Linked DNA regions of Mus musculus: all the other regions are linked to region 2. Evidence: chromatin loops called from intact Hi-C (ENCODE). Cell type or tissue: left cerebral cortex. All regions are shown on one strand.

Evidence for each region. Peaks named below come from ENCODE experiments on the same cell type or tissue, not always from the same donor. Only the 100,000 strongest peaks of a DNase experiment are listed, where the experiment ranks them.
Region 1: a loop joins it to region 2, with 5 times the contacts of the local background. A loop is called at or near these places in 9 of 42 quality-filtered maps.
Region 3: it touches region 2 in a loop (1.8-fold over the local background); 8 of 42 quality-filtered maps call a loop at or near these places.
Region 4: it touches region 2 in a loop (6-fold over the local background); 9 of 42 quality-filtered maps call a loop at or near these places.

What each region holds. Positions count from the first base shown.
Region 1 is chr2:130,525,571-130,530,570 of GRCm38, forward strand. The region is part of intron 6 of Ptpra (protein tyrosine phosphatase, receptor type, A); the gene reads left to right. Among named protein-coding and RNA genes, the nearest start is that of 4930473A02Rik, 36 kb to the right of the region's middle. In left cerebral cortex, a CTCF peak has its summit at 3,108 (motif pointing left); a DNase peak (open chromatin) is centred at 3,052.
Region 2 is chr2:130,446,339-130,451,338 of GRCm38, forward strand. Ptpra (protein tyrosine phosphatase, receptor type, A) reads left to right here and starts at 3,940. Exons shown (of 21, transcript NM_001163688.1): 1 at 3,940-4,220. Gm52562 (predicted gene, 52562) reads right to left here. Exons shown (of 3, transcript NR_165481.1): 2 at 4,955-5,000; 3 at 1,447-4,445. In left cerebral cortex, CTCF peaks have their summits at 2,328 and 2,925; DNase peaks (open chromatin) are centred at 3,239, 3,902, 4,226 and 4,993; H3K4me3 peaks cover 1,946 bases; H3K27ac peaks cover 1,986 bases.
Region 3 is chr2:130,561,131-130,566,130 of GRCm38, forward strand. Mrps26 (mitochondrial ribosomal protein S26) reads left to right here and starts at 2,627. Exons shown (of 4, transcript NM_207207.1): 1 at 2,627-2,860; 2 at 2,951-3,097; 3 at 3,178-3,301; 4 at 3,808-4,264. The coding sequence starts at 2,649. The coding sequence ends at 3,927. It overlaps 4930473A02Rik (RIKEN cDNA 4930473A02 gene), which reads right to left and starts at 2,619. Exons shown (of 9, transcript NR_040348.1): 1 at 2,524-2,619. In left cerebral cortex, CTCF peaks have their summits at 2,257 and 2,692; a DNase peak (open chromatin) is centred at 2,565; H3K4me3 peaks cover 1,970 bases; H3K27ac peaks cover 1,814 bases.
Region 4 is chr2:130,514,504-130,519,503 of GRCm38, forward strand. Ptpra (protein tyrosine phosphatase, receptor type, A) reads left to right here. Exons shown (of 21, transcript NM_001163688.1): 4 at 3,228-3,312; 5 at 4,447-4,520; 6 at 4,869-5,000. Among named protein-coding and RNA genes, the nearest start is that of 4930473A02Rik, 47 kb to the right of the region's middle. In left cerebral cortex, no CTCF peak of the experiment used is centred here; no DNase peak of the experiment used is centred here.

The sequences.
Region 1 (5,000 bases), 79 kb after region 2:
AAAAAACAAGCTCCTGGAGAATGACAGGACATGAAACTGTCATCTGACACTGACGCACGCATGCAGGATGAGTACAGCCTCAGGCAGAACAGACCCTGCCTTGGTGATAGGAAGGGCCAATGGGAACTGCTTTCTGCTGTGTCACTGGACTTCCTTAATAAGCATTTTTGTTGTTGTTGTTTTTTTTTTTTTTTTTTTTTTTGGTTTTTCGAGACAGGGTTTCTCTGTGTAGCCCTGGCTGTCCTGGAACTCACTTTGTAGACCAGGCTGGCCTCGAACTCAGAAATCTGCCTGCTGCTGCTGCTCCTACTGCTCCTCCTCCTCTTCCTCCTCCTCTTCCTCCTCCTCCTCCTCCTCCTTCTCCTCCTCCTCGTCCTCCTCTTCCTCCTCCTTCTTCTTCGTAGGTGGTAGTGAGTTTAATCTGAGGAATAAAGCTAATTGGCTGTGATGATGCTTGGGTGGGTGCACTACTGCACTTGGGAGGAAGGAGTTGCCTTTGAATTCTGACCAGCACGTGTCTGGTCAGGTCACTGTGAAAGGTGTATCACCAGATACGGTGTTCTGGAAAGAAACAGTGGCATAGGACTTGGCATCTGTCTGACAGGCTGGAGAAAGGCTGTACAGCATTTCTGCAACTCCCTGCTGATTGGAAGCTCGAGGCTGTATCTTTCATCTTAGTTACAAACTGGAACTTTCTCACTCACCGGCATTTGTCTTAGGAAGAAGCGCTGAATTTGTTCACACATTACAAATCCACTTCCTCAGTTTCCTAAAATGCTCAAGGTGTAAAGAAGAAAATTGAAAAAGAAAAAGAAAAGATTTTGTTCCCAAGAAGAAGACAGAGAAGAGAGGAAAGAGGCAAAACCAGTGAGATTATCAGGTCCTGCATGTGGCCTTCCCCTGGGGTCCCCTACTTTTAGTGGCAGGTTAATTTTTAGAATGCCAGTAGAGAAGACACGTGTGGCACGTAATGGAACTGGACAGACATTTGAGTCACCTCGATGAGCTAAGACCCCATGGAAATTAGCAAGAATCGTGACAAGGGCTTTGGGTACTCACCACGACTGCACTCTGGAAGAGACATAGGAAAGGCACCAGCTGACCTGGTTTACATTATTGAGTGTGTCTGGTTGTTGTGTTCTTTTACATAGAACTCTGGTGGCTGTGAGGCGAGAGTGCACGAAAGAAACTCAGCAGTAGCAGGGACCTGAGATCCAGCAAGTTCTGGTGATCCCTGGAGAACAGGGAAGCAAGACAAGAAAGGACTGTAAAGTCAGAGATAAAATAAGTGACTTCTACAAATATTCCTTCAGAAAAGTGCAGTCTCTGGAGATAAATGATCAGATAGAAAAGCAGCATAAAAACTAATTTTTGTATGTAGGCCATAAAAAGTACTTTTAAAATATATCTCTTATTTTAGTATCCAAGCTATAAAGTACTTAAGAATCGATTTAACAAAATATTTGCAAAATCTTTAGAGAAAATTATAAAAAATGTTTGCATACATTAAAGGAAAACAGCTTAAACTAGTGAAGAAATAAAATCTCTGGTTAGGAAGTTCAGCGCGTGAGAAGATGCCAGCTGTCCTCAGACTGACACCCAGATTCAATGCAATTCCAATAAAAATCCCAACAGGTGTTTTTGTGGAACTTGCCAAGCTGATTCTAAAATTTTTATGGAGGAGAAAAGAGTCAAGACTAGCCAAGACAATCCCAAAGAAGAAGAACAAGGTGAGGGGAGCTGCCTTAGCAGACACGATGAGTCCTTATTACACCAGTTTGATGTTGTCAGTAGGGCAGACAGACGGACTAGTGCAGACAGACCCCTGTATAAATGGAAACAGATTTATCATAGAAATGCTGTTCCCTTTTGGTTGGGGAAGGAATGGCCTTTACAATATATAGTACTAGAACACTGGGCAGACCTATGAGAGTAAGTGAAGTGCACCATCTGCCTTGTATAAAATGGAAGTACCGGTTCCATTTGACACACATACTGAAGTTTAAAGGTCAAGATTGTAAACCATGAAAATAATAATGGAAAACACACCTGTGACATCACCACAAGAAAGGATTTCTTGTCCCCGTCCCCACCCCCAGCAGGGTTTCTCTGTGTAGCCCTTTGTAGACCAGGCTGGCTTAGAACTGAGATCCACCTGCCTCTGCCTCCCAAGGATTCGGGCAAAGCCATGTGCCACCACCGCCCAGCAGGAAACGATTTCTTTTTTTTTTTTTTTCAATTTTTATTTTATTTTATTTTATTATTAATTTATATTTTATACTCCATATTCCATTTTCCACCCCCACCCCCATCCACCCTCCAACAGCTCTACATCCCACACCTGACTCCCCATAGATGTCCCCACCTGATCTCTAAACTCCTTGGGGCCTCCAGTCTCTTGAGGGTTAGGTGCATCATCTCTGAATGAATAAAAACCCGGAAGTCCTCTACTGTATGTGTGTTGGGGGCCTCATATCAGGTGGTGTATGCTGTCTGTTTGGTGGTCCAGTGTTTGAAAAATCTCAGGGGTCCAGATTAATTTCTTATACCTGAAAATGTTGGTAAAGTGAAAGATTGATGAATTTGACTGCATGCAACACAAAAATATTGTTGATAAGTAGAGACCATAAAAGAAAATAAAGGAGCACAGGTAACTGTGGTCAGTTAGTATCCAGAATACATACAGAAATAACGGAAAAGTAAAACAGTGGAGAAAATGCTAAATGAGGCACTGCACAGAGGAGGAAACCCTTCGAACCGGTAAGCTGGAAAGATGATGACCCTATTGGTAACATAGAAATGTCAGTATATTTTATATATTCAATGTACTTAAAGCATAACAGTAGCAAGTGTGGATGAAGGTTCCAGTGGAACCTATTCTGTCACAGTGGTAGTGTAAACAGTCACAGTTACACTGAAAGTCAGTTCCGAGCCTGTGACTCGGTGGTTAAGAGATCAAGTGTGGGCTGGAGAAATGGCTCAGCATTTAATAGCATTGCCTGCTCTTGCAGAGAATCCGAGTTCCTTTCCTAGCACTTAAGTCAGAAGCACACAGCCGCCTCTAACTCCAGCTGCCTGGGACCCGGTGCCATCTTCTGGCTTCTTTGGGGACACACAAGCACCGCACACTTACACAGATATACCTGTATGTAACTAAAACTCAAGTAAATGTTGTTTAAAAAGACCAGACCAAAACTGTACCTCTCATTTGTTAAAAAGAACAAATGACAGTTACAAACAACAGTTTGAATGATTTCAGAACATGTCTTAGGGTTTCTATTGCTGAGATAAAACAGTGAAGAAAGAGTTTATTTCAGTTTACTCTTCCCGTTGACAGTCGTCCATCATTGAGGGAACAGGAACTTGAAGGCAGGCGCTGATGCAGAGGCCATGGAGGGATACTGCTTAATGGCTTGTTCCTCATGGCTTGCTCAGCCTGCTTTCTTATAGAACCCAGAACCACCTGCCCAGGGATGGCACCACCCACAATGGGCTGGGCTCTCCCCCATCAATCACTAATTAAGAAAATGCCATACAGGCTTGCCCACAGCCCACTCCTGAGGCATTTTCTTACTTGAGATTTCCCGCCTCTTAGATGACATATGTCAAGTTGATACAAAACTATGCAGCACATGAGCATAATGTTGATCCAAAAGAAGAGCACATTAGCACTTGGTATGCTTCCATTTCCATCACAAGATCCACTGAGCAGTAATAAGGATGCAGTAGATGAGATACACAGCATAACAAGACAGCAATGAGCTCCAAGGTTACCTGTGAAAGGACAGAGGGGAACAGAAGGAGAAAAAGAATCCAGAATGAACTTGTAAGTTAAAGTGGATGGTAGGTGTACCGTTAAAAAAAAATGTTGAAGCATATAACCTTGGTTCAGTTACAGTTTGACTAAGAAATGAAATGGTCTTTGATGCTACCTCGTGTTTTCTAGAGAAGTTGATGTCATCCAGTCACTCAGTTCTACAGCTTCTACCAGGAGTTAGGCAAGCTGTTTCTCAGAGCAGAAATGAAAGTAGTGTAAGGCCTGCTCTGTTGTCCTGACATAGGCAGAACAAGCTCTGTCTTTTCTCCTGTCCCTTCCCTGGGGGTCCTGATAGTACTGTGAGGCAGCAGTCTCTCATTCCTTACCCTTCTATGTTAAAGGTTGTGTTCTGTGGGGCTAGGCCTGTACCCAGTTGGGACAGCTTGCTTTGCATACAGAGCCCTGGGTTCGATCCCTGACCCCACATAAAATGGAGCATGGTGACACATTCCTTTAATATCAGCGTTCTGGAAGTGGAGGCAGGAGGGCCATAAAGTCAAGGTCATTTTCAGTTCCATAACAAGGTCAAGGCCAGCAGTGGCTAGTACAGTAGTCTCATTCTACCTTTCTCTGCTCGACATCATTTTAAAAAAAGAAATTGTAGGACTCTTAGGAATTTCACCTGTCCTGTGCCAGCATGGAAACCCAGCTTAGACCAAAGACGATGCAGTGTCAGTGGAGTGGGGAATTCCAGGGTTAGCGGTGTTCTCAGTTCTGTATGCAAGAGTTGGCACAAAGAAAAGAAAAGCCGGAAACTTTCCTATCCTCGTGTGCCGGCCGCAGAGTCTCAGATTGGTTGTCTTGGTGAAATAACATTGCAGGATCTGCAGGGTTTAAAGTGAAATCTCCTGAGTCAGTAAGGAGTGAGGACTGTGAGGCTGATGGCCCTTACCTTTAGATGTACAGTATCATGTATACATTGTCATGCCAGGCCCAGGAAGGAGCCTTAATCATCCGACAAAATCAACTTCCCCAAAGCTGCTATCTCCTTCTTTTAGTCATTCCTATTTCCAGAGTCGGAAACCTGGGGGCTCTCCTTCACTTCCGTCTATCTCCAAACGTAGCTCCAGAATAATAGCTCAGGTGCATCCGCTTGCTCATGTTGTCATCTGTCTTAATCACAGTTCTGTGGCTGCGAAGAGACAGCATGGCCAAGGCAACTGTTATGAAAGAAACCATTTGA
Region 2 (5,000 bases):
TCTTATATACTTTTGTAAAGTTTATGCATCTCTGCCCCACCTCCAAGATTTTATTATGGGATTTTCAAATACCCAAACAAACTTAAAAAAAATGTTTATATTGGACACCTGTATAATCACCACTTGGATTATCCATTAACATATTACTATGCCTGAGTTATACATTTGTCTCTGTGTCCACTAGTTATTTGTGTGCATTTCAAAATAAGTTCCATGCTGGATGTGATGGTCCACACCTGTAATGGCAGCATTCTGGAGACTGAAGTAGGGGATCAAGGGCTTGAAGCTAGGGACTGGAGAAATGGCTCAGCAGTTAAGAGCACTTGTTCATCAGTCATGATGGGTTCAGATTCCTGCACCCACATCCTGAACCTCAGAAACCTGTTAACTTAGGCTGCAGGACCCTCTTCTGGTCTACAAGGGTGTTCTCATGTACATATACACATTGTTCCTCCTACACACACACACACAAATCTTAAAAAGAGTTTGGCCAAGCATAGTGGCACATACCTCTAATCCCAGCTTTCAGGAGGCAGGGTAGGCAGATCTCCGAATTCTGAGTTCCAGGCTAGCCAAGGGCTTCATAGTGAGATCCTGTCTCAAAACAAAACAAACAAACAAACAAAAACAGAAATGAGAGAAAGAGGCCTTCAAATCCAGCCTGGGAAAGACCCTGTCTCAGTAACACAAAGAACAAATTACAGACATCAGGATAATTCTCCCCTAAATATTAGAAAATGCATTTCATAATACTTAACTGTCTTAACTGGCCTAGTTAAAGTTTCTATTGCTGTGATAAAACGCCATGACTAAAAGCAACTTGGGGAGGAGAGGATTGATTTAACTTGTTCTTCCACATCGCTGTTTATCACTAAAGAAAGTCAGGGCAAGAACCTAGAGGCAGGAGTTGATGCAGAGATTATAGATGGTGCTACTTACTGGCTTGCTCATAATGGCTTGCTTGGCCTGCTTTCTTATAAAATTCAGGACCACCAGTGCAGGGATGGCACCACCCACAATGGGCTGTGCTCTTCACTATCACAAGTTAAGAAAATGTTCTACAGCTAGGTCTTAGGATGGCATTTTCTCAATTGAGGTTCTCTCCTTTCAGAAGAGTCTAGTTTGTGTCAAGTTGACATTAAATTAGCCAGCATATAAACTATAGAGTTATTTGCAGCTATTTTCCTTGTGTGTGTGTGTAAAATGAAATAATGAAATACACTGAACTTTTTGTTGCTGTTTTCTTAGAAATATTTTTCATACACTATATTTTGATCATGTTTCCCCTCCCCCCAACTCCTTCCATATCCTCCCAACCTTCTACCCATTCAACTTCATGTTTCTTTCTCTCCCTTCGTTGGGGGGAGGGGGTAGAAGCAAAAAACGGAAAATCGAAACTTTAAAAAAATCAGTAAAGCACACACATACAAACAAACAAAAGTGGAGTGTGATTGATTATACCCAGTGACACTTTAATTAAAAGAACTAATTTTCCCTTTCCCAGCACTAGTCAATTGCAAATAGCTTCTTTGTTGGAAATAAGACTTTGTATCTACTTACTCATTTCAGGAAATTTATAGATATTAAAGGGCACATTTACTGAGTTTTCACAAGTTTTCACTTATAAATATTCATATCTAAAAATTAGGATTGGGTTCTTGGGGGCTAACTAAAACAGAATACTTGCTAAATTTGTATGAGCCCCCAAGGTCTTCATCCCTGCAAAATAAAAGTCAAAAGCAGAGCTGTTGTTGTTTCAAGTTCTTACTTGCACAACTAAAATTAGTATAAAATATCTTCCTCCTTGAGAATTGTACAAGCAGGCCTGTGTCAGTGGTCTGGGATTGGATCAAGTCCTATCTAAGGGTTTGGGTTAGGATTTAAGCTTGGGGCCAAGTATGGAAGAGCTTCTAGATTAAGTTACCCATGGTGGCCATAGAGTAGATGAGGTCAGAGAGCCTGCCTGGTCTTAGTTACAGAACTTCAGCAAATGACCCTCAGAAGATGGGCAGTAAGTAGCCTGGGAAGGTGCTTGGTTTTCATTTATTTCAATTTTCGTATTTCTTGGCTTCATTTTCACCTTGGCACTTTAGTGAACATTCTTGTTAGTCTATTACCCATGTCCACCCCAGAATGTTTGCTCCTGAGAGTTGACATCTCTGACTTACTCTGAGAGGTGTCCAGTGCATGATCTGCATTCAGGACATAGAGAACAACTCATTGCTTCATTTACTAGACAGAAAGGTAGGCAGGGAGGGGAAGTGACTTGGACTTTTGAGGGGAAATGGGGCTCCTTTAATCCTATCCTTCAGCCCTGCTATTCCAGTTCTTACCTGCAGGCACCAATGCAGCAGAGAACAGGGAGCTCCCACTTATCTTTCTCTTGGTTCCTTTTTTTCTATTTTATTTTTCTTCCAAGATGGCTCTTGATTGTGCTAATGGGGTAGGGAGCTCTGAAAAGGACCAGGAGTCATAGGTTAACTGTAAATAAGAAAAATTTCAAAAAAATTAAAAAAACAAAAAACCCCAAAACAAAACAAACAAACAAACAAACAAACAAAAAACCGAAAGAAAGAAAAAGAAAGAAAAGAAAAAAAGTTTGCTGGTAGGGTTTGCTCTAAAGCCAAGAGGCTGCTTTCTTAGCCAAGAACCAGTATTTTTCAGATTTGTTTTGTTCTGTGTTGGTCTTGTTTTGTAAAGTATTGTGTTCTAGTGAAAGACCCAACTTTTCATTTGGTCACTTTTCAATTTGCTGTGTATTTGCATCCCTGATAGACTTTGTACTTTCTAGGAAATGGGCTTCTGGAACTTGTAGGAGGAGCGGACCTCATTGGCAGGAGTCTGACATTTAGGAGACAGGATAGAGGTCTTGTAGACTGTCACTGAGATGGCCCTGAGGAGGGAGATCAAGAGTCACAAATCTTAACTCAAGGAGAGGTTTTTACTACCCAGAGGGAGGAAGTTTAAAGAAGGCCCGCTTCAACGCACATTTGCAGGTCCTGGCTCTGGTCTGCGCACACTTACTTATTCAACAAATAAAGGAAGGGTGTTTGCATAGAGTTCTAACTTGGCGCCCTAGGTCTAGCAGCATCCAAAGTGCTCTAAACTGAGGACTGCTACCTTCCGAAAAAATCGACTTATGGTTCCTAGAAGCTAGATGCACAAAGAACGCTGTTCGCTTCCCTGGTCTCTCTCAGCGCTTTCAATCTTCTCCTGACCACTATGCATGTATCAAGAAGTATCTCCCCGCTCGCTGCGGAGCACCGTGTGCTGTGCTTCCATCCAGCTCTAGAGAATCAGGCCCAGCTTGCACATCTGGAAAGCAAGAGAGATTTCCCTAGGGTTCGGGTGGGGATGATGTGGGCTGGTTTATTTAAGATGACATACTCAGAGCTAGACCGGTCCTAGGTACTAGGCAAATTCTTCTCGCAATTACATCCTTTAAGTGCCTTACAACTAACTCTCTCTCTCTCTCTCTCTCTCTCTCGTGTGTGTGTGTGTGTGTGTGTGTGTGTGACAGAGAGAGAGAGAGAGAGAGAGAGAGAGAGAGAGAGCGAGAGCGCGAGAGAGGCAGAGGCAGAGGCAGAGGCGCGGGGTGTGTTAGAGAGAGGATCACATTTGGAGAAGGATGGAGATGGCTTTCGAGTGCCTGAGTTCACCAGTTGGTGTGGCTTGTGCCTGGTGTCAGTTTCCTCATCTGTAAACAAGGAAAAAAGCCCATGCCCGGGGGCCTAGGACCGTGACTAGGTGGGAGACGTGTGCCAGGGGAGGATAGGGAGCGTCCTGTCCTGTTACCCGGAGACCCCCAGTGCGCCCGGGGAACTCCGCGGCGCAGCGGGGCGCGCAGGGGTGGGGCTCACGGAGGCGGAGACGCCCGCCCGGCGTCAGCGAACCAGCGCCCGCCTCTCAACGGCCAATGACGAAGCGCCTTACAGCCCAGGCCGCGACGGGAGAGAGGCTGCGGCGAGTGAGGCGCTGACAGGGACTCGCGGGGGCATCTTGCACAGACCCCTGGACCACGCCGCCATCGCAGCCTCCAGCCCAGTCCTCTCTCTGCCGCTTCTCCTCGCCATGGAGGCGAGGCCGCCGCCGCCGCCGCGGGGCTTCGAGCAGCGGACCGGGCGGCGGCCCTGAGGGGAGCGGCGGGCCGAGACGCCGCCGCGGTCCTGAGGCGGAGCTGCCGTGCGCGTCCCCCGCGGTCCCGCCCAGCGCCGGGCTCGGTAAGCGTTCGCGCCTGCCGCCGTCGGGAGGGCTCGGGGAGGTGGGGTGGCTCGGCCGCGCGTGGGAGCGGTCCCTGGATCCTATCCTGGAGGAGCGCCTCTGGCTTGTGCATCCTGGCACCGTGGACAGGGGGAGGGGGTCCCGGAAACGTGCGGGACACAGACAGGCTGGAACTTTGCGGACGTCCTCCTCCGGCCCGGGCCAGGGCGCTGCCGTAGTTCATTCTGAAAGAAAAAAACTTTGAGCAGCGAAAATGGGATTTGCTCAGGTCCATTTAATGGGAGGAGATAGGTGGCACACGCAGTGACCATCCCACCTCCCACCTTCCCCTTAAGACCCCTTCCTGGTCCTACTCCCAGGCCCCTCTCTGCCGCCCATTCCCAACTGTTGTGTATGCTTAAGAAGGAAAATATGGACTTAAGCTACCCAGAATTCAAAAGCAGCCACTTGGGAACGCACATCTCCTGTGTTTACTTTCAGTAATTCTTAAAAATTGCCACGGGGGGGGGGGGTTGAGCCCCTAATATTTCCTAAAAATAACAACTACAGAGGCAGAGATGATCCTGTCTATTAGAGGGTTTTGTTGTTGATAGTGATGATATTTGTAGGACAAGCAAAAAAATGTTCCAAACCCTCTTGGACAGAGTGTGATGTCGGCCGAAGCCCTTGGCTAGGATAGGGAATTTCTGTTGAAAACCAGCCTCATGTCCCCGGCTATGGCACCACTTGTTACCTGCTAACTCTTGAAGCAGCCAGAGAACCAAAAGATGGTGGATGAG
Region 3 (5,000 bases), 110 kb after region 2:
GCCAGAGAACAAATGGCAGGAGTTCTCCCCTTCCAGCATGTGGCTTCCAGGGCTTAACTCCATGTCCCCAGGCTTGACAGAAAATGCCTTTGCCCTATGAGCGGGTCCATTTTAAATTTTTGAAAAAGATTTATTTGTCTGGAGAGATGGCTCAGTGGTTAAAAGCTCTGACTGTTCTTCTAGAGGATCTGGGTTTGACTCTTAGCACCCACTGGTAGCTCAACGTCTGTCTGTAACTCCAGTTCCAGGGGATCTGACACCCTCACACAGACATACATGCAGGCAAAACACCAATGAACATAGAAAAATAAATCATTGAAATTTTATTTTTTAAATCTGGTTTTAAAAGTTTTTTGTTTTTTTTTTACTTATGTGCCGTATGTACACATGCATGTGAGTGTCCCCAGAAGCCAGAAGAGAGCGTTAGACCCCTAGGAATTGAAGTTGCAGGCCATTCTGAGCTACCTGATGTGGATGCTGGAAACCAAATCCAGGATTTCACTGCTGAGCCATCTCTCCAGCCCCATTCTGCTTTGTGTTTCAACCTCCGATTCCTAGGAAGATCTAAGATGGGGGAGCATTTGTCCAGTGACCTTAAAAGCCAACAGCAACTTCATATTTGTTCATAGAACATTGTGGGAAGGGGTTTGAGTAGCAACTTGTACCTCCCTGTTTCAAGATATCACTGTACCTTGGTATGGTGGCACACACTATCTTAGCACCCTGGAGGTAGATGCAGGGGTATTGCTACAAGTTCAAGGCCAGCCTTGGCTTTGTTAGAAATATAAGGCCAGCAAATAAGAAAGACCCTGTTTGAGGGTTTTTGTTTTAAAGATATCACTGGATTTGACACCAGAGGAAATAGAATGGCCTGATCGTTAAATCCAGGAACCATCTGAATAGGGTCCTACAGTCACCTGGAATCACCTCATTCATAGTTTACCCCTTGGTAAATGAGGAGGCTTCCGTCCCTCCAGCTCTGTGCCTCTACCCATGAAGTGCCCAGAAAAGCCTCCTTTCCTGGCTTCTGCCCTCAACAATTCTATCTTGCCACTTTAGCAGGGAGGGTCAGTGAATGGAAACAGTTACTTTCATCACCACTGCATACCAGTCCACATCCCCATCAGGCCAAAGAAAGAGGGCAGAAAACCTGCCTTCTAGTTCTGTAGCATTATCTACTCAGAGTGACTCCACACTTTCATCTACCTTAGATCTAAATCTCTTACATTTATGAAACCTTCTAAAAGGATGGGTGCACCTGACTAGCGAGAGGACTTCAGAGCCAGCAAGGTTAGGGAGCCTCTAGGGAAATGGCCCATACCCTAGAATATTCTCTTGGCCTAGACACTTAAGTTATCTGAGATGAGTTGCCGGTTGTCTAGGGTGACCCTGAAGAAGAAAGGGTTAGGACAGGTATGGTGGCATATGCCTTTAATGCCAGAATTTAGGAGGCAGTGGCAGGTGGATCTCTGTGAGCCTGATCTACACTGTAAGTTCCAGGCTAGACAGAGCTATCTAGTGAGACCCTGCCAAAAAACAAAACAAAAACAAAAACAGGGTGGGAGTGTCAGGTTCCCTGACATTCGGAGCAACCCTGTGGTACTCCAGGGTAGGGCAGCAGTAATGCCCTGGTTTCCACAGACCATCCATCCTGGATCCTCCAGGGCCCAGCAATGGTCTTATGGCCGGAACCCTGGAGGAAAACCTGTCACCAGCTTGCCCCCAGGACTCCAGAGTACACTCTGGCATCTCATCTCCAAAGCCTGACTGAGAGAAAGAAAGTGCAGACTGGGCCTCCACCAAGCCTGGAAGTTGAGAGCAGGGTTTAAGCAGCCTCTGTTCTCTTCTGAGAAAATGTCTGTTATTGCACCCAGTCCTGGCTCCTCAGACACTCCCAAGTGTCCTGGAAGTGCAGGACCATGGCCTGGTGTTCTCTGCAGAATCTGGTCTAGACAATACTAATGAGTGGGGTGAAAGTTCAGTTCCCCAGTACTCGGGTCAGCTTCTGATTTCCAACAACTCTCCTTGCTGGAGAGGCAGAGGGGAACGAGCTACTTCTGAGACAGATGCTCTCTGCCCTGCTGCACTGCTGTTTCTCTTCAGTTGGAGAGGAAATTGTACTTCATAAATAAGAGTAGTCTCGAGGTGGGAAGACCCCGGGTCAGGTGGAAGAGGACAAGGGTCACCTCACAGGTCGCCCAGTTGAGAACAAGTTGTCACTGATACTGAGAACTCTGGCAACTGCAGAGCTCCCCCAAGACCACAGCAGGGCAGTGCAGTGCAAGGAAATGGTTTGCAAATCTAAAGTTTAAAGTAGCCAGGAACTCCAAATTTCTTGCATCAGGTCTGGGAGGGTAGACAGGCCATCGGCGGGCCAGAGAGCCCCAGAGCCACACACTTGGGACGGTGTCCAAACTTGTGAACAAGTGGGCAGAGCGTCCTGCGGTGTAGCTGTCTTTAGCGGGCGACGCAGCCCAGCAAGCTGTGGGTCTCCAAGGTGCCCCTCGACCCCTCCCACTCTACCCGAGAGTCCGGACGTGCATTGGACCAGACAGCAAGAGCTCCGCCCAACAGGGACGAGGACAGGAGGCTCCCGTGGTGCTCCGCGGCCACTTCCGGGCCGGGCGCAGGCGCAGGCGCTGGCTGTCATGTTGCGCGCTCTGAACCGCCTGGCGGCGCGGCCGGAGACTCGGCCCCCGACCCCGCTGCTCCTGCCCGTGCGCGGCCGCAAGACCCGCCATGACCCGCCTGCCAAATCCAAGGTCGGACGGGTGCAGACGCCTCCCGCCGTGGACCCTGCGGAATTCTTCGTGTTGACCGAGCGCTACCGACAGTACCGGGAGACCGTGCGCGCTCTCAGGTGCGTGTGCTTGTGCGTGTGGAGGGCAGACGCCCTTCGGGAAGGGCCGGGGCCGAGGGTGGGTGCTGACTCGAAGCCCGTCCTCCCCAGGCTAGAGTTCACGTTGGAGGTGCGAAGGAAATTGCACGAGGCCCGAGCCGGGGTTCTGGCCGAGCGCAAGGCGCAGCAGGCCATCACGGAGCACCGGGAGCTGATGGCCTGGAACCGGGACGAGAACCGGCGAATGCAGGAGCTACGGTGCGAGAGGCCCGGGACTGGGTGGGCTGGGCTAGGCTCATCTGTGGCCCCGCTCACCCTCGGCGTCTTGCCCCTCGCAGGATAGCGAGGTTGCAGCTGGAAGCACAGGCCCAGGAGGTGCAGAAGGCTGAGGCCCAGGCCCAGAGGGCTCAGGAGGAGCAGGCTTGGGTGCAACTGAAAGAGCAAGAAGTGCTCAAGCTGCAGGTGGGCATGCAGGAGGTCATGGGGAATGTGGACATTGGAGACCCCAGCAAGGGAGGCTGGGGGGGGGGGGGGGGGATGACAGCACTGGGCGTCAAGTGACCAGAGTCTTCAGGAGGCTTCTCCATCAGCGCAGAGGGTATGCCTCGCAGGCAATGGTCAGTAAAAGGTTACAGGCTAGTATTGCCTTGTGAAACTTGAAGTCAGGGAAACCGTAAGTGAGAATGGAGCGCTTTTTAACACGTAAGAGGGATTCATGCACTTGAGAGAGTCCACCCACCTCTAATCAGGTTGTCACGATTTGTTCTTGGGTTGTGGCCGAGAGATCTGATGGGTGATTGTCCAAGGAAGAGCAATATGATGGTCGAGGTCACCTAGTACAGTTGTGCTGGACGATTGGTGGGACACTCAAAGAGACCCTGGGTTCTTTTGACACCCGTGGACTAGAGACAGTGCAGGCAGCCAGCTCTGGGAGAGATCCCACAAAGCCAACCTTTCTCTTCCTGTAGGAGGAGGCAAAAAACTTCATCACTCGGGAGAACCTGGAGGCACGGATAGAAGAAGCGTTGGACTCTCCGAAGAGTTACAACTGGGCCGTCACCAAAGAAGGGCAGGTGGTCAGGAACTGAGCACAGAGACTTCTGGGGGCCCAAATAAGCACAGTGCTTGCCTAGGGTCTGTGTACTGGGATAGGAATTGGTACATCCCAGGAGGATGGCTCAGCCGTTTCCAGAGCAACCTCAGTCACTCCAGGCTCGGCACTCACCACCTGACTGGGAACTCCCAGATGTCCCTGTTCTGGCACCACAGACAAACTCAGGGCAGCATTAAACTCTGGGAAGTTCCTATCGCACAGAGGATCGGACTGGACTGTGTCCCCTCTAGAAGCCAAGCTTGTCTTGTAAGTCTCTTGGAGTCGTGTGAGCCAAATGTTTCCTGCTTTTATAAATAAAGTATTGGAGCCCAGTCTTGCCCATTTACTGGCTATAGTTACAGTGCTAATGAAAGAGGAAAGTAGTTACACCAGATGCTAACTTGCTTGTAAAATCAAAGGCGTTTGTCCCTAATTATTTGAGTCTTTAGGTTTCTAGCCAGAAGCAAGTTTCACCTAACTGAGCTATGAGTTAGGTACCTGCTTTGCTCAATCCTGGGATTTTCTGGCTAGGGTCTGGTGTGTCCAAGATCCAGGAAGCAAAAAGGGTGCCCTGTTTCTCCTGATGGCTCTCCAGCAGTGACTTCTGTAACCAGGCCCTGTCCTGATCTATCATATTTTGAACTACTCAGCAGGTGGTAGACTCCCAAGCTAAACCTGCTTCTTCCAGTCAGTTGCTGCCCTTCTGTGTGTGTAAGTGGTAGCCAGAGGGCAGCCTTGGTGTCATTCTTCAGGACTCTCACCTTGGTCTGATTTAAGTTTGTTTTGGTTTTTTTAGTTTATTTTTTACTGTGTTTTATTCTGGCTTTTGAGACAGGTTCTTTCACTGGAACCTGGCACTCACTAATTATACTATCTAGCCAGCCAGCCTCAGAGAATTGATCTGTGTATGCTTGCCCGGCACTGGGATTAGATGCACATGGCTTTTATGTGGTACTAGGGATCAAACCCAGATGTTCATGACTGCAATGTATACATGTTAGTGAATGAGCTGCCTGCCTTTTTGCTTTCATTGTCATAAACATGAATACCATTGACAGTAACTCCAGG
Region 4 (5,000 bases), 68 kb after region 2:
CATTAGTCATGAGAAGTACTGTTTTCCTGACCTCTGTATCTTAAATGCAGCCCTCCCACCCCAGTCCTCCTTCCACTCTTCATTGCATTATGTTCTTCACTAAAGTAATGAGTTTCATAAAGGCAAAGAGTTTTGTTGTCACTGCTGAGTACTCCAGACTTATGGAGTATTAGATAAAATAATCCATGTATATATTGGATGATATCTGATGGCTTTTGTTTATCATGATAATCAATTTCAGGGCCCTGCACATGCAACGCAAGTGCTCCTCAAAATCCATTGAGTATATCTATCAGCTAAGTAACAGGTAGGCTTCTACTGGATGCCAGCTTTAACCAAACCAGAAAAGGCATTTGAGAGTCAGTCAGAGAAAGGTAATCAGTACCTGAATCTTACACCATAGTGAAGAATTTGTGTTGCTCTTTTAATGAAACAATTGTAATTGGTTAATTAAGAATTGCTGCTGGACTGGAAGGATGGTTCAGTGGTTAAGAGCACTGTTTGTTCTTCCAGAGGACCCAGGTTCAATTCCCAACACCCACATGGCAGTTCACAGCCGCCATCTGTACCTCCAGTTCCAGGGAATCCAACACCCTCATACAGGCAAAATTCCAGTGCACATGAAGTAAAAAACAAATAAGTCATTAAAGAAGAAATATTGCCAGGCAGTAGTGGTGCATGCCTTTAATCCCAGCACTTGGGAGGCAGAGGCAGGCTGATCTCTGAGTTCCAGGCTAGCCTGATCTACAGAGTTCCAGAATAGTCATTGCTACAAAGAGAAAACCTGTATCAAACAAAAAAACAAAACAAAAGAGGTAATTAGTTATCCAAAATTGAGTGGTCATCCCCTAGAAACATATATGCAGGCACAACTTTGAACAGACTTAGCAGGTTGTAGTTCAGTGTTTATATGTGTATGCAACAAATTTTCTTTCCAAGGACTGTTCCTTTTATTTGCATATATAGGTCATGTAAAATTCCTCATTGAGTGAGTGGCTACACCTCTCTCCCTCTTCCTAGCCTCCTTTCACTCCACTTAGGCCTTCTTACCCATGCTCCAAGAACCCACTGGTGACTGTCATCTGGTCAGAGCAGTTTCCTTCCTGTTTGCGTCTTAATTAACCTGCCAGCAGGATTTGAGTTAATTTCTCTTTCCTTGGAAGACTGCTCTTGGCTTTCTGCTGAGATGGCTTCCTGCTATTAGCCAGTTTAGCAGAACTTTTAAACAAAGGCAGATTCTGTTGTGCCGTTTCTGTGTCAGTTTCCCGGGAATACTGTTTCTCATCATATTCAGAATTAAAGTACACTCACATCCATGGCCTATAAATAAGTTTTCTGGCTCCTGCCTATCTCTCCAGTTTCAGCTTGAATGGTGCTGGCTTTGTGATGTTTCTTGAACCTGCCAACCCCCCCCCCCCCCGAGCCATTCGACTTGTCATTCCTTATGTCTAGAGAGTTAGCTCTTCGTCCAGATCTCTTAATGGTTCTCTTTGCCCTGTTACTTAGCGCACTGCTGATGAGCAGGCTGTGAGGGGCAGGGACAGATCTCAGACACTCTGCTGCCTCCCTGCTGCTGCTCTGCTTTGTTTCCTCCAAATCCCTTGTCCCAGCTTAAATGACATGTCTGGGAACCACGCACACTTTCTGCCCTTTGTCTACCTGGGTACTTTTCTCAGTGTCCCAAATAACCCAGCAACACTTGCTACTCCGTGAACATATTTTAAATGAATTCTGGTAAGGGGGTAAATCCGATGAAAATGGGACTGTTTCCGTTAGATTTGGTAATTGCCAGTTTTTGGTGTCCTTGCTGAGTGATTTCAGAGGACTGATAAGTCAGTGTGAATGGATCAGGAGATCTTGTGATGTCTTTGACCCGTCTACCTCACTCAATTCTATCCCCCAACCTTCCCAAAGACTCCCCAAGCTCCACCTGATGTTTGGCTGTGGGTCTCTGCTTCTGTTTGCATCCACTGCTGAATGGATCCTCTTAGAGACAGCTATGTTAGGCTCCTGTCTGCAAGTATAGCAGAGTATCATTAATACTGTCAGGAGTTGGCTCTCTTACATGGGAAGTAAAGGTGGTACTGGGGGCTGGGAGCATGATGGGAATGTAAAGTGAATAAGTAAATAAACTTTAAAATGGATCAGGAGAACCTGGAGAAAGGGAAATTGAGAAAAGTCAAGCAACAGTTGTAAGAGTTTGCTGAGACAGGATAAGTGGAGTCAAAAAGATAAAAGGTTTGATTTCAATGACATCATTGAACATTGTCCAGAGACAACATGGCAGGGCCGGCCTTCACATAAAAGGGGCATATCTGTCACAATACAGAGAAACTCAGGTCGTTTATGCAGTTTCTAATGTAGAGGAGACGTGGTGTTCTGACCTGACCTGGTCTGGTCTACTACATGAGAATTGTAGCTAGGTACTGAGCTAGAACTGTGGAAAGGACGGGAGGCTTGACCATCTGTCCACTCAAGCCAGACTTGTCATGCTTAGGGTCCTAGCAAAAGGCAGCTAAGGGAAGAGGTGGGAGAAGGGGATGGGGACACCTAGTATCTGTGATGCATGGTACATAAGGATCTAGCAGTGTCTCTTGTGTAATCCTATTCCCTGTGCCAGGAAGCCCCTTTGGGTTTGTGAAAGAGCAATCTTTTCCCTTCCCTCTTCTGATTTTCTCTAGGCAGGACTCATTGAGACTGGGAAGGAGTATAATATTGAACCTAAATTGCTGGCCTGCCAGGATTTGTACCTCCAAATCTTTGAGTCCTTTTAGTTTTTTGGTTGTTTGCTGTTTTGTTTGTCTGTTAAGCTCAAATGGTATAGTAATGAAAGAGTCTCTGATTTAAAAGACAAATTTTGTCTGGACACAGGAAGTTAGACATATGATATATCAGAGATGGGCAGCATCTTCCTGCCCATGGCTCTAAAGTGGCCCAAGGGTTCTTTCCTCGCATACTCTAGCACATGCACTTGCTCCTCGCTCTTCTGTGTGCATTTCTGCACCTCCCACTTCTGTCTCGCATTCTGTGCTCTTGGGGTGTGTGTGTGTGTGTGTGTGTGTGTGTGTGTGTGTGTGTGTGTGTGTGTTTCCCATCCTACCATCTGCAGAAATGTTTAGTTGGTAGCGCCCCCTGCCCTGCATCAGCATCAGTGTGTCTTCCTGAGCTCCCAGCTTGAACCCTTCGTTGCACAAAAGTCATGCCCTATGCTTTTCTCTTGGTTTCAGATGAGACACCAATTATTGCGGTGATGGTGGCCCTGTCCTCTCTGCTAGTAATCGTGTTTATTATCATAGTTCTGTACATGTTAAGGTAAGTATAATAATGTTACTGCATTTGCTTAGACTACTCTGATACTCCGGTGTCTCAGTAAGCCTACATAGTCCAGAAGACAGGAGCCTAAGGACATAGGGACATTGAGTAGAGAGACAGTGACTTACAGTGCTTAGATTAAACTCTGCTTAGAAATGGTTTCTAGAAATACAGTCTTGCTTAAGACCTCCTCTCTCTCCTCTGCTTTATTTGTCCAAACCAAGTTTCCCAGTTCTAGTTCAGCCTAAAGCTTAGAGAAGAGTAGTGGCTTGAAGATGGGCCACTCCCATAATATCTTATGAGAGACAGGTGTTTCAAGATCTTCAGGTTTGTCCTTTTGAAGCAATACCCTAAAAGGCCCCTGGTAACATTATATGCAGCACAAAAGCTTACTTTGTTTCTACTTGAGGCTTTGTTGCCAAACCTCTCTAGGGCCCCTGTCCTTTGTCTGCTAGGCTGGTCTTAGGGGTTAAAGTATTTGACCTTTCAGAAGCTTCTAGATGATGAACAAAGTAAGGAGGGAAACCTAAGAGAAGGAAGATGGTGGTTCATTTGTTCTCCTCCTGCTGCAGCTCCTGCCTTGACTACCTTCTTTGGGCCCAGCCTGCTCTGTGCTCCTTTTGTTCTTCAGTGTGCCCCCTAGAATTTGACATCTGTGTGTCTCCATTAAACCTGTGTTCGCTCTTTCTGGAGCTCTGGGCTTTTCCCCATGACTCCCAAGTGCACTGAGAAAACACCAAAATGTTTGTTTTATGAAGTCTGTAACTGTCCCACCCTGTCTGCCCACTCCCATCTCCCCTTTCCTCCCCACCCCCACTGTGTACACTTGCCCACATTCCTCCTGTTACGGTGTGCATACAAGTGTGTTATGGAGCTGAAGCTATACAGAGGAACCATGCAGGCAGAATATGCTGTTGTGCACAGTGGGCTTCAGGGTGCCAGGTATAAGGAAGACCATCCCAAGATACCCAGTCACCACAAAATGGAATGGCCTCAGAGGTCCCTGACCTGTGTCCCTTTTTTAAAAAGTTTGATTGATGGAAGAAGTTTAGAAAGACAGAGTCCTTAGCAGGAATACAAAGGCAGGGCTTTACCTCTGTGTCTAGTTTTTCATTACAAATATGTTCTCATTAGGTTTAAGAAATACAAGCAAGCTGGGAGTCATTCCAACTCTTTCCGCCTGTCAAATGGCCGCACGGAGGATGTGGGTAAGACACGGGGAACGTCTAGAGAAGAAAATCCGGATGTGAACATCCCCCATCCTCTTACGTATATCTTTCCATTATTTATCTCATTTGTGTGCTCACGCGTGTGCCGTGGCACGATTGTGGCGGTCAGAGCTTGCTAACATGCAAGAGCTGGTTCTCTACTCCCATCTTGTGGGTTCTAGGAATCCAGTTGAGGCTGCCACACTTGGTGTCAAAAACCTTTTACTGACAGCCATATCTCTGCTTCTTTTCCCCATCTTTTCAAAAGAATGAGACCATGAGTGGTCACAGAAGGGGCTGCACCCATCTCCAGGGCACCTAACTGACCTTCCCTTTTGTATACCACAGAGCCCCAAAGTGTACCACTTCTGGCCAGGTCCCCAAGCACCAACAGGAAGTACCCACCACTGCCTGTGGACAAGCTGGAAGAGGAGATTAACCGGAGAATGGCTGATGACAATAAGCTCTTCAGAGAAGAAT